2 separate regions of the Homo sapiens genome follow, and region 1 is linked to region 2. Evidence: chromatin contacts called from ENCODE Hi-C or POLR2A ChIA-PET data. All regions are on one chromosome and are shown on one strand. Each heading gives the region's core, a stretch centred on a gene start or an enhancer-like site at or near the end of the contact. The rest is flanking DNA. Distances are from core to core; before and after follow the strand shown. Region 1 holds the start of PSME4 (proteasome activator subunit 4). Region 2 holds the start of CHAC2 (ChaC glutathione specific gamma-glutamylcyclotransferase 2).

Region 1 (6,957 bases), core at 1,334-3,833, 200 kb after region 2:
TTCTATTCTACAAAGTACTAAATATGATCACCACTCAGCTTTCGTCACACGTTTTGGCATTATTCAGATGTTCACTTATGCAACACAGAAGGCTTAAAAAACAACAAGCACAACTATGAACAGGTCACCTTAACATGACTTAGGAAAAAAACACACCCAAGATCACAACATGTCCCACCGCATTCAAAATGTCTCATAGTGCAATATCAAGAATCAGTTTCCAGCATCTAACCACTATTCCAAAATAAAATTCTACCCAGTAGCATTTCTTGCTGGTTATTTAGCTATAAATGGTTATGGGTTCATGGGTATTAAGCCATCAGCTATCTGCAATCCAGCCCTAAACACCAAACATTAGCTCCATTGTTATTTTTAGCCCTTTCTAGGTACAAACTTTTATCTAATAAGCCAAAACAATAACAAAACTCGGAGTGCTAATTTACCAAACTTGTTAACAATAAATACTTTAGAAAACAATGCTTAACTATGCCTTGGTAGATTCTAGGTTTATAAATCCAAAGCAGATATGCCTTCACACCATGGCATATTTATATAATGTACACTAAAAAAAGCTGTTTGCGTCCCCAAAAATGGTAGGTATTCTCTGGCAAGTCTAATCCAAGTGATTAAAATGGGGAATTACTGTAACAAAGTGACTATTTTTACTGTGCCTGAGCAACACAAAAACCTAGGAGTCTCACTTGAAAAAGCATTTGGATTTTAACTATTTATAAAATATTCTTTTTTGACTAAACGTGGTTCTCCCTGTTGCATTCCTGCTTCTGCCGCCCCTCACCTCCATTCTCCTAAGGATCCTAACACGAAAAACTTCATTATACTCTAGTCAAGGGGAGAGCTGTTAACCTTGACATTTTATGATCACTCTCTGAAGAGGGCAAATTACATGTTTTAGTTTTGCTTCTTTTTAATTAAAAAGGTCCCACCCACCCCTCAAGTGGAAATGAGAAATTTGTCAGAGGCCCCTTAATAATTGGCAGATGAGAATCATCCAGTGAATATACACAAAACTATTACAAAACCCTGAGTCATCACTCAGTTCAATCAGCAGCTTTGGGTAAACACTGAATGAGTGAGTTATGTCTTGTGTGTTCACCCGTCCATACCCACATGCGTGAACATACCATGTTACTAGATTTTATGTACAGTTAACCAAACAAGATACAGCAAAATTCTTTCTTAAAAAGCTCTTCGGACACAGTAAAGATGCCCATCCAGCAAGTAAATGTAACCTTTTTTCCCCCACTGTATTTTCACTCGTTTTTTTTTTTTTTTTCCTAATTTCAGTGACACTATAGTTTGAAGCTAGTTTACAAACAGAACTCCTGAAACTGATTTAGGTAATCTCTTAATCTGAGTAACTCAAAAAATTAACACAAGCCTGATACTAATATCGCCCTGGACATCCTGACAGTGCTCTTCCCTACTTTCCTCAGTATCTTAAATGTCTCTCCAAAAGAAATGTCACAACAGGAGCAACACACAATCCAAAACAACACTGTCCACATAAGACGTTAAGCTCAAGAATGAGGTCTGACTTTAAACGACCCTTTTCGATCAACTCCGCCAGGTCTGAGAGGGCCCCCAAAAAGCAAAACCCTTAAGTTTCCCTATGGTCTTCTCTCCATTCAGAAAGTTACTAGACGCCAACGGAGATGCGAAGAGGCGGGGATCGTAGGGGAAGGAAGAACCGGAGGAAGCAAGGAGACAAGTCAAGGAACTCCCCCAAAGACAAATTCTCTTTGCCCCGCCTCTCCCATGCGCAAAAGTCCACGGAGGACCCTTGAGAAAGGCTCACCTCTCTCCCTCGGGGCCGGGGCCCTTGGGCTACCCAGGGCCCCCCAGGTGGGAAGACAACAACCCGAACACTTCGGGAGAAGCAGATGCGGAGGACGTAGAGGGATGGTAAAGACCCGGGAAGTCCCGTAGGAAAGTGGCAGGGAGGACGGCTTGAGTACTTCACAGGCTCTGTCACGACCCTGGGATCACCGCTCGGGGACAGCTCCAGCGAGGACAGAGCTAAGGGTCCAGCCCTCTGGACAAAGAGCAACCATCCCCGACACCTCTCACTGAGCCTTTCCCCCCGGCCCGGCCCGCAGGCCCGGGCACACTTACGTGGAGAGTTTCCTGGTCCAGAAGAGGCCCCCGGGCCACAGCTCTTGGAGCTGCACGGCCCGGCCCAGGTTGCATTTGATCTGGGCCAGCTGCAAGTCGGACTCGGCGTCTAGCCGCTCCGCGTAGGGCAGCAGCTTGTTGTAGACGATCTCCTTCTGCGGGACGAAGCCCCGCGGGCCCGGCTCGGGACGCCCGCCCGGCTCCGGGGGCTCTCCGACTCCCGCCCGCTCGGCCGGCTCCATGAGCCCAGGGACACCCCCCCCACCCCCTCCCACCCGAACCCTCCCCGGCCCCCACCCCTCTCCGGGCTCCGCCTCCTCCGCGTCTTCGTCGCCCTGCGGCCGCTGGCGGCCCGTCGCCCTCGGACCGATCGCTAGGCCCCCTTCCCTGGCCGGCGTGCTGCTGGGCCCCACGCGGCTCTCAGTTCGTTGGCGGCGGCAGCGGCCGCTCTGCCCGCCCCGCACCGGCTCTGCTGGTGACGCTGCAGCCGCCGGGCCCAGAGGTTCCGGACCGGCCTCAAGTCACTTCCGGGGCGGGGCGGGGCGGAGCGACGGCGTCGGGGGAGGCGGTGGTGGCGGCAGCTGGAGCCCAACGGGCTGCGCCTTCTTCGCCGTGGGCCCGGCTCGGAGCCCCCACCCCAGGCCTCACCGGCCCAGCGCGAGGCTGCCTCACCGGAAACACGAGGCCGAATTCCAAGCTATTGTCCTGCTTCGCCGGGGGTCGCGCACTCCAAGCGGCAGCCCACTGGAGTCCCAGTCGCCACGACAGGCGGCAGCCAGGTCGGCCTGGTCCCCCTAGCCGAGCAGCCCCGGCTTCTGGGTTAGAGGGGTTTATGGAAAAGCCTACGTACCCACTTGCTCCTTATAGATTTATTTACTCCATCCCGCTTGTTCCTTATAGATTTAATTTTTCTGTCCCCTTTAAGTCCCCATCTTTCTGGTATTCTGGCCGCCATCATTCCAAAGAAGAAAATAGTTACTCGCTGAACAAATGCTATTTGAACAGCTGTTTTGTGTGTAAGGCGCTCAGTTTAGGCTATTGAGATAGAAAGTTTAACCTGGTTTCCGCCCTCCCAAGGACTTAGTCTAGCAGAGATAAAGACGTGAATTACAAGATAATGCTCTTAATTGCTAGATAAGTACAAGAATCCTTAGGAACTCTACAAAGAAGTTGAAACTAGGGGGTTTGAGAGGGTGTCATTTTCCTAGAAGTGATACTTAATTTAAGCTATGAAGGTTGAGTGCAAAGTTGGTTAGAAAAAGGAGGGAGGAGGACACGTATTTCAGCTGAGAGAACAGCTTTGACGCTGCAAGCATGTATTCTAAAAATTCAAAGTTCAAAATAGCGTAAGAGAGGGGACGGAGAAATGAGACTGAGAAGGCAATCCTAAGGAATTCAGAGCTTTATCCTAGAGACAAACTTCCAAAAGATTTTAAGCATAGCAGTGGGATGATATAATTTACATTTTTTAAGAATTACTCTGGCGGCCGGGCGCAGTGGCTCACGCCTGTAATCCCAGCACTTTGGGAGGCCGAGGCGGGCGGATCACGAGGTCAGGAGTTCGAGACCAGTCTGGCCAACATGGTGAAACCCCGTCTCTACTAAAAATACAAAAAAGTTAGCCGGGCGTGGTGGCGGACGCCTGTAATCCCAGCTACTCGGGAGGCTGAGGCAGGAGAATCGCTTGAAACCGGAAGGCGGAGGTTGCAGTGAGCCAAGATCGCGCCAGGGCACTCCAGCCTGGGCAACAAGAGCGAAACTCCGTCTCAAAAAATAAAAGGGCCAGGCGCGTGGTGGCTCACGCCTGTAATCCCAGCACTTTGGGAGGCCGAGGCGGGTGGATCACGGGGTCAGGAGATGGAGACCATCCTGGCTAACATGGTGAAACCCCGTCTCTACTAAAAATACAAAAAAATTAGCCGGGCATGGTGGCGGGCGCCTGTAGTCCCAGCTACTCGGGAGGCTGAGGCAGGAGAATGGCGTGAATCCGGGAGATGGAGCTTGCAGTGAGCCGAGATCGTGCCACAGCACTCCAGCCTGGGTGGCAGAGCGAGACTCCGTCTCAAAAAAAAAAAAGAGTCACTCTGGCTTCGTCTGGAAAATGGGTTGGAACTGACAAGATTGGGAACTGGAGGACCCTTTAAGGTGTGACATAATCATGGCCTGGATGTCAGTTGAAATTGAGAGCTACTTCAGCAGAATGGCTTGGGCTTAGTAGTTGACTGAAAGTGAAAAATTAAAAAGGAAAGAGACAAGACGACGCTGGGTAGATAGGTGAAGTCCTTCACTGAGATAAAGAACACAGCAGAAACAGCTTGGGAGGCAGAATGCCTATGGGATGGGTATGTTGACATATGTATCAGGAGGGTGATCTAAACTGAGATGCAGATTAGCGTGTAGATGGACGACAGGAGGGAAGGAAATATACAGTATGAAAAAATAGGGCCCTTCACAAATCTCTGAGGAGCCCCACATTTAAGGACAGACAGAGAAAAGGAAGGTAGGCCACAAAGAATATTCACAAAAAGCAGAGAGAGGAGGAGTTCTAGGAAACTGGGTGTCTCATGGAGAAGCGAACAATCCTACCTTAGGTAGCTAACAGGTCAAATGAAGTGAAACCTGAAAGGGTTTATTGGATAGTTTATTGATAAAGCGCATAAGAACAGTGTCGTTGGAGTGTAGAATAGAAATCTGATTATGGTGACAAAGGACAAATGGGAAGTGAATAAATAGAGGCAGCAAATATGGACAACCTTTTAAAAAATAATGGGGTAGGGAGAGCCGGAAAGAGATGAGTGTCAGGCCTCTGAGCCCAAGCTAAGCCATCATATCCCCAGTGACCTGCATGTATACATCCAGATGGCCTGAAGCAACTGAAGATCCACAAAAAAAGTGAAAATAGCCTTAACTGATAACATTTCACCATTGTGATTTGTTTCTGCCCCACCCTAACAGATGAATGTACTTTGTAATCTCCCCCACCCTTAGGAAGTTTCTTTATAATCTCCCCAACCCTTAAGAAGGTTCTTTGTATTTCTCCCCACCCTTGAGAATGTACTTTGTGAGATCCACCCCCTGCCCCCAAAACATTGCACTTAACTCCACCACCTATTCCAAAACCTATAAGAACTAATGGTAATCCCAACACCCTTTGCTGACTCCTTTTTCAGACTCAGCCTGCCTGCACCCAGGTGAAATAAACAGCCATGTTGCTCACACAAAGCCTGTTTGGTGGTCTCTTCCCACGGACGCGCGAGACAATGAGGAGGTACTTGGAATAAAAGGAGGGATTTTTGAATGTGGGATATATATATGTGTGTGTGTGTGTGTGTGTGTGTGTGTGTGTGTGTGTGTGTGTGTATATATTTTTTTTTTTTTTTTTTTTTTTGAGTCTCACTCTGTAGCCCAGTCTGGAGTGCAATGGATCCATCTCGGCTCACTGCAATCTCCGCCTCCGGGGTTCAAGTGATTCTTCTGCCTCAGCGCCTCGAGTAGCTGGGACCACAGGTGCGCACCACCACATCCAGATAATTTTTTTTTTTTCGGTATTTTTAGTAGAGACAGGCTTTCACCATATTGGCCAGGCTGGTCTCGAACTCCTGACCTCGTGATCCGCCCGCCTTGGACTCCCAAAGTGTTGGGATTACAGGCTTGAGCCACTGAGCCCGGCCATATTTAGATATATTTAAATATGGATGAAAAGGAGCCAGTGGAGAGAGAAGTTAAAGATATTGGGTGAGGACGACAAAGAGCGGAAGAGAATGTGGAGTCATTGACCTTTAGAAGCAAATCAAACTGTGCTTCCATTGTCAGAGGAGGAAAGCAGGGAAGGAAGCATAGGTGCAGATGCTGGAATGTTTGGTACTGGAAGTTGGAGAAGTTCTTTCTATAGTTTCTATTTTTTCCTATGAAACAAGACAATGAGAATTATAGGGAAGTGGTAGGTAGATTTGAGGAAATTGAAGAAGCCTTAGAGTAGTCTCAGAATTCAGAAAATTGATTTAAAAAGTTAGAATTGTTTGGCAGGTAAGGCTGGAAGCTTGAATTTACTATTATCTATCTGCACAATTTAATGATTTTTTCCCTAATACTGTTTAGTGGCCCAGGATTGTGTGACATACAGTATATACTAGTGACATACTAGTATAATAGAATGACAAAAGATCAAGATAATGTTTTTTATGTTGCCAGTAGTGATGGTAGTGTTAGCTATCATTCATTGAGCATTTCTGTCTGCCAGTGCTTTACCTACATTATCTCACTGAATTCTCTAGAGATAATTGAGTTGAGAATATTTGAAAGAGAGTGGTTAAAGTCTAAGTTTGGTTGACGTGTAAGTGAAGAGAGTAGAGAGCTAATAGGGAAGGAGAAGAGAGATGTCAAGACACTTACATGCTGATGAGCTATAAGGGAAAGATGAAAGGATTCGCCTGAGCAAGGGATCTAGAAGAATAGAAATGTTTGGATTTAAGATTTCGAAGAGACCAGCCTGGCCAATATGGTGACACCCCGTCTCTACTAAAAATACAAAAATTAGCCTGGCATGGTGGCGTGCGCCTGTAGTCCCAGCAACTCAGGAGGCTGAGGCAGAAGAATTGCTTGAACCCGGGAGGCAGAGGTTGCAGTGAGCTGAGATCACACCACTGCATTCCAACCTGGCGACAGAGCGAGACTCTGTCTCAAAAAAAAAAAAAAAAATTCAGAGAAGCAGTTCCAGATGACAATGAGCTCCCTAGAAACAAACATCTGAACTGGAAAAGTTGAAGAATTTACGGGAGCAAGCAAAATAAGGTCTCTTCCTCTTATTCTAAATAAAGTTTCATG
Region 2 (6,660 bases), core at 1,512-4,011:
CTTTCTGTTTGGTAAAGGAAGAAAGAATAAACATGACCAGTAACTACCAAATGCTTAAATTCAAACAGCAGACTACTTCTCCCATATCACCTAGCTCAGTCAATAAAAAGAGGCCAGACAGAGGCACTTCCGTATAAGATGTCCAACTAGAGTATCATACTAATTGAATCCAAGGCAGGCAATCTTACTATCCTTAATAAATAAATTCAGGCAGTTATTTTATGACTATAGAAAGGGAAACAAATACTACTGTTAATAAGTTATGTATTATACTTTTTTATGTTTTATTAATCCAGCTTGTAGGCAAAGCCTCCATACCTTGAATTTACTTTACCTGCATTAATTAACATTTGCAAACATTCTACAGAGTTGTGATAAGCTGCTTCATGAATTGGCATCCATCCCCTGTTATCAGCAACATCGACACTTCGGCCCTTTTTGAGCAGTTTCCTTAAGACTTTAACATTGCCTTCCCTGGCAGCAAGTCCAACTGTAGAGCACGTGTCCGCGTAAGCCTCTGTAAAATCCATTTGTTTGACCAGTCTACAAAACAAGGTAGAAGGATAATACTATAGTCAATAAAACAACACTTCACTCCTAGAGGTCAGCAAATCACGGTGGGCCTGTCTAGTATCTCTCACATGACTGACGAAGAAGGGCCCACAATACAGAAAGTGACTGCCATGCCACAGTCTCTGCTGGTGCCTAAAGCAGGAAGTTTCTCTGTTTGGCAGATTGGAATTCCTTGGAAGGTTCCCACTAAAAACATGAAGGGACTTTTAAGTGTTCTATCTTTCCTCCTCTGGAAATGTTTGAGGAGTAGGCTTCTGCTCCTGTTCATACCCCACCACAACGCATTCTTTGGTGCTCCATTGATAAGAGCACCCTCTTTGGTGCTCCATTGATAAGAGCACCTCTGCTTAATCCCCAGTGTACACTACATTATGCAGAGATGGCCATTCAACTACCAGCAATGCTCAGCCTCAATATACAGCCCTCTATAGGAAACAACTAAACCCAAAGAGGCCAGAAAAGCAGTGAAAGATAGGTGTCATTCTAGTCTTCCTGCACCTGCTTGTCCTTTCCAGAAGAGGTTAAACACTCAGATTCTCTATGCTTGACCAAATAGACCCACTGACTGAGCATACTGAAACCAACAGAGAACACCATGAAGAGATGAGCCCGGTTTTCCTACATAGCCCAGAAAGTTCTTAACAGAGTTCTTGCCCACATCATCACCTCCCTCCAATGCTCACTTCAAGTTCCCCTCCAGTCAGAGTCCAGTATAGCTCTCATGTGACTCTCTCGAAGACACAATTTCTTGTTAGTGACTCTATGAAGCAGTTTGGATATGGAATACTTATTTGATTACATAACTATTGTTAATTTTCTCAGATGTGATAATGGCATCACAGTTATTAGGAGAATGCCCTTATTCTTTTTTTTTAGGGAACTTGTTCTAGGATGAATGTCCTTATTCTTATGAGACACATGTAGAGTATGTGGCAGTAAAATGTCATAACACAAGCAACTTCAAATGTTCTCCATTTAAAAGTATAAATAAAGTAAAAAGGAAGTACAGCAACTGTGCAAAATGGTAATTACTGGATCTAGATGAAAGGTATTGGTCATTACACTCTTTTTATCTGAGTTTTCTGTGTATTCAAAATTTTTCAAAAAAGAAGGGTTAGCAACCATATCAGGCAATTTGAAACCACAACTTAGAGAAAATAGGAAAAGACTTGCTTTTTTTTTTGTTTGTTTGTCTGGTAGCAGCTTCCTGCTGATTTCTTTATAAGAAAACAAATAATACCCCTTGAATCTGAGTGTTTTAGCATTCAAGATCATGGTATAAAAATCTTCAAGAAAGAACAATCACTTGGTAAGGTTTCTGTTTTCACACACAGAGACACAGCCATGATAGTCCAAGCGAATTTCCTAAACAATATTTTGCAGCAAGAGCTCTAATGAGCAGATCTTCAAAAAATTTTAGGATCCTTGACCCCTTGGAGAAACTCATGAAAGCTGTAGTTTCCCCCTAGAAAAGTGTACACCCCAAATTTTGTATACAAATTCAGGTTCCCCAGCTCGTTTCCAAAGCCTTTACAGGGGCCCCAAGTTAAGAACATTTGCCTGCTCTTTTGTGAACAAGCCAATGATAATACTAAAGATGAATAAATTTGTGTAAAATTTAAATATATAAACAATTCCCATTGAAATGACAGCTACTCTTTCACAAGCGTAAACTTCTATTGTAAACTTTCTGCTTTTATTTGAAAGGCAAAAGACTTTTTTTTCAGGACATAAAATCAAATATGAATTACATTCCTCTGGCTGCTGTTATATAGGCAAAAATCTAATTTCCAAAGCAGAACAAAACGTGTTTCTAGGTGCTTTGCTACCTGCGGTGCTGGTACACCGCCTCCGTATCTGGACACGAGTGACGACTCCTGCTCTTTTCTCCTTCCTCGGCCCCGTTAGAAATAAGCCCAGTTCCAATTTCAGAGCCAAATAGCTCCAAAAAGCATTGTGGGTATTGTAGTTTTCTGCACACGGGCACTAAAGGTAGGTTAGGGTGATTTACGGATGCTGCAAAAGAATCCATTGCTTACTACACCGAAGGTCAATGCCTCTTGACACCCTAATCAAGGAAATAAAATAAAGCTGACTGAGATCCGCTCGGAAAATCTTTCTGGATCTAAACTCCCAGTGCGCTTTGCGCCCCAAGTGGCCATCGCGCCTGCGCCCCGCGCGGCCGGTTACTCGCTTACCGGAGGCTTCAGTCCCCGGCGGCGCGGCGACAGCTAGGGTTCACGGCCACTGGGGCAGAGGAGCCGCGAGAAGATGTGGGTTTTTGGTTACGGGTCCCTGATCTGGAAGGTGGATTTCCCCTATCAGGACAAGCTGGTCGGATACATCACCAACTACAGCAGGCGCTTCTGGCAGGGCAGCACGGACCACCGCGGGGTCCCCGGCAAGGTGAGGCGCCGGTCAGCTCCCCACACTTACTGCCCCCTGACCCCTGCTCCCCAACTCCACACACAGCACCCACACCCTAGAGAACCACACCTTAGCGCTTCATGGGGCCAAAGCACATGGCTTGGGGTAACATTTCTGTAGATTTTCCCTGCCACCTGCCCGCCATCTCTAACCCAGCCCGGGCACTCCTTCCGAAGCTGCTTAAGATGCCGGTGGTTAGTCTCTAGAGACGGCGAGAAGCGCGGGCACAGGCGCACGAGCTCGCACCAGGCTGAGTGCGGAGATGGGGACTCCATCTCTCTGCAACCTCTGCCAAAAGAAAAAAAGTCCCATTGGCGGGAAGATGAATGCTCATGTCACCACAGAGTTGAAATAGTAAATCAAGTTGCAAATTCAGCTTTTTAGCAATTAAATTTGTTGGCATTTCTGCATTCTAGCCGACTTTCATGAGCTTGCGATTAAACGTGCATGTTACTTCTAGGATTTCTTTACATCTTTCAAAAGTTTTATTTTCTGACACACAGGATTGCAGAATGAGTTTCCAAAATTTTCGCTGGTTATTAAGGAACTCACTTTGGTTTTCAGTACTAGTGAAGTTAAATGAAGTTCTGGTTATATGAATAACATAGTACCAAACTCATTACTATATCCAGCATTATTTTAATGTTACTTTCTTGATGGTTCTCATAATTATAATATGAAATGTAAGTTCATTGATTCACTTTTCAGTCAGTCCTACAAAGACATTAATCTCAATATATGTATAGAGAATTAGCAGCAGCTCACTGCTTATGCAAATCAGCTTTGTACTGGCTACAAAACAACTAATCCATAAAGAAAACTAAGATTGAGGTAACTAATAATTTGGAAATTGGTCAATGGAAAGTGGAAAAGATCAAGGCGCTAAAGTAGTTTGCACCTGCTCATAAGAGAGACATGGGATTAAAATCACGAAAAGAACCTGAATTAGAAACCATTCTATCTCAACTAGAGTTGGTCAGTTAAGAACTTGGCTTTTAAGTAGACTATACTGGCCTATTGGGATGTTGGACACAGTGACCTGAAAAGGGGCAATGGCTTAGGATAAATGCACATTTACAGATCAACAGAAATGTCATGGCCAAAGTATCTCCAAGAATGTTCTAGAACAATATTCAAGACATTAAAGAACTAAGCTAAATTAAATGGCTTCTGAGTTGTCAGTTTTGGCTGGGCCCGGTAGCTCACGCCTCTGATCCCAACACTTCGGAAGTTTGAGCCAGGAGGACTGCTTGAGGCCAGGAGTTTGAGAGTTGTCAGTTTTGATATGAATATTTAAAATTGCCATTCCGAAAAGAAAACCTTTAGCCCAGGCTCCAATTATAATGACCAAGTATTAAATATTTATGTATGTGGCTATAACAACATACTTTACTAGTCTTGACGAAAATGTACAGTGTGTTACAAAACACATTGAGATATGTATGCTGTCAGAATAGACTGATGATTAGAAATTGCCTAGTCAACACAACAGTCCGTGATTCTTTAAAAGGAGAAAGGGGCTGGCCAGGCGTGGTGGTTCCCGCCTATAATCCCAGCACTTTAGGAGGCCTAGGCGGGTGGATCACCTGAGGTCGGGAGTTCAACACCAGCCTGACCAACATGGAGAAACCCCCTGTCTACTAAAAATACAAAATTAGCTGGGCGTGGTGGCGCACGCCAGTAGAGTCCCAGCTACTCTGGAGGCTGAGGCAGGAGAATCGCTTGGGAGGCAGACGTTGCGGTGAGCTGAGATTGCGCCACTGCACTCCAGCCTGAGCAACAAGAGTGAAATTCCGTCTCAAAAAAAAAGAGCTAAAAAAAGGTGTCTTTCTGATCACCTAAGACTCAGAATTCTAACTGCACTTAATACCATACATCTTAGCCCATATCTTAGCTCTATTTATTTCACATGTTAGTTTGCATTCTAGAATGACAATATAAGCTACTGGAACCAAGAATCAAGATTTCATCTTCTCCACAGCACACAGTAGCTATGCATAAATAACTTCTAATTCACTTTGAAATTGAAAATAATATGGCATTATCTACTTGACCCTCACCAATATATATATATCCTCATTGTAGCATCATCTTAAAAAGAAAACAAGTCAGAAATCTAAATGTCCAAGAACACAGGAACGTTTATAGTTCATCAATGACACAATATTATGCAACTATTAAAATGTATGAGAAGACTAACAGGAAAATTAAATGAGAAATCATAATCCAAAATCCCATGTGTTCCATGATTACAAATTATCTATACGAACAGATGAAGACTAAAAGGAAATAGCAACAAAGATGACACAAATGCCTGGATGATTTAGGCTCGCTATGTGCCAGACATTGGGCATACAAGTAGGTAAAATTGTGGCTTATGACTCAGCATTCCCATGAATGATGTTAAGGTATCAGTACACATACAGCCTTTGGTACTCCGTGGACGAAGTTTATTTAAAAAAAAAAAAAAAAAAAAAAAAAGCTTGCAGGCACTGATAGGTGTCACCTTTGTGCCTTAAATTATGGAACATTCCAAGTCTGGACTTTCTCTAAGGCTTTCCATTTATAAGCAAAGACTGTTTTATCAGTCTTTGAAATGGGAGAACAAATAAAACTTGTTTTGGCTTCATAATATATCATTTCAACCTCAAGTTGAATAGTAAAAAGTGAAGCTTTCCATAATATTGTTAACTGACCTGTGTTAAAACCAAAATGGGAAAATAAAATTGCCTAGAACACAAGTGGTCTGATTGTCCCATATAAGAACTACACGAATAGGCCAGTTCTAATACTGACCTTTAAATAGGGCAAAGTAAAGTTCATTTATGAATGTAAAAGAAATGCCTACCTTGAAGCACCATTACCATATACAGAAAGGTAAGAACACTTCATAACTCAGAAGTGTAAATCACTCATTCTCTCTCACTTAAAACCTCTTAATATCCCCTGGTAGCAGTGGTTCTTAAAGTATGAGCCCCAGAACAATTTCTGAAATCAGCAGGAAAGTTGTTACAAATGCAAATTCTTAGACAGCTCCAGACCTACAGAATCAAAAACTCTGGAGGTGTGGCCTAACAATGTCTTTGTCAAGCCCTCTAGGTCATTTTGATCCACTAAATTTGAAAGTCACTTCCCTATATATAGGAAAGCACCCTTTATGTCATATTTTTTTTCCCCTAATAAAACTATAGGCCGGGTGCGGTGGCTCACGCCTGTAATCCCAGCACTTTGGGAGGCCGAGACGGGTGGATTACCTAAGGTCAGGAGTTCCATACCAGCCTGGCCAACATGGTAAACCCGTCTCTACTAAAAATACAAAAATTAGCTGGGTGTCTTGGCGGGCACCTGTAATCCCAACTACTCAGGAGGCTGAGGTGAGAGAATTGCTTGAGCCCGAGAGTTGGAGGTTGCAGTGAGCCAAGATCGCACCACTGCACTCCAGCCTGGGCTTGTTGAGCAAAACTCCGTCTCAAAAAATAAATAAATAAATAAATAAAACTATAACATTCTTTTTTCCTTAAGGGAAAAACCAGAATATTTATAATTACTGCTTCCATTTGCCTTTCATTTTAGATGACCTTTAGTTACTGGTATGTTTTCCAATATATCCATGTAAAGTGAATATAATATACCTAATACGTATAAATTGATGGAAATCTT

The links. A loop is a pair of places that touch in the nucleus more often than their neighbours do. ChIA-PET counts read pairs that join two places held with the same protein, here RNA polymerase II (POLR2A). Pooled maps may share reads with other maps.
Region 1: a loop to region 2 is called in a map of CD8-positive, alpha-beta T cell, with 3 times the contacts of the local background. The contact joins the promoter of PSME4 here to the promoter of CHAC2 in region 2. A Hi-C loop is called at or near these places in 5 of 168 maps with a recorded cell type or tissue (B cell, CD8-positive, alpha-beta T cell, gastrocnemius medialis and 1 more), 5 of 37 single-sample maps with no recorded cell type and 17 of 50 pooled maps. POLR2A ChIA-PET finds 5 or more read pairs at or near these places in 18 of 52 experiments (CD4-positive, alpha-beta T cell, GM12878, HepG2 and 12 more).

What each region holds. Positions count from the first base shown.
Region 1 is chr2:53,968,410-53,975,366 of GRCh38, forward strand. It overlaps PSME4 (proteasome activator subunit 4), which reads right to left and starts at 2,584. Exons shown (of 47, transcript NM_014614.3): 1 at 2,134-2,584. The coding sequence starts at 2,375. It also overlaps a transcript of ACYP2 not described here. RefSeq lists enhancers at 1,432-2,196, 2,463-2,757, 3,053-3,102 and silencers at 2,253-2,452, 2,427-2,588, 2,463-2,852.
Region 2 is chr2:53,765,043-53,771,702 of GRCh38, forward strand. It overlaps CHAC2 (ChaC glutathione specific gamma-glutamylcyclotransferase 2), which reads left to right and starts at 2,762. Exons shown (of 3, transcript NM_001008708.4): 1 at 2,762-2,979. The coding sequence starts at 2,845. It overlaps ASB3 (ankyrin repeat and SOCS box containing 3), which reads right to left. Exons shown (of 10, transcript NM_016115.5): 2 at 335-543. The coding sequence starts at 530. GPR75-ASB3 (GPR75-ASB3 readthrough) reads right to left here. Exons shown (of 10, transcript NM_001164165.2): 2 at 335-543. RefSeq lists enhancers at 2,734-3,083, 3,104-3,293.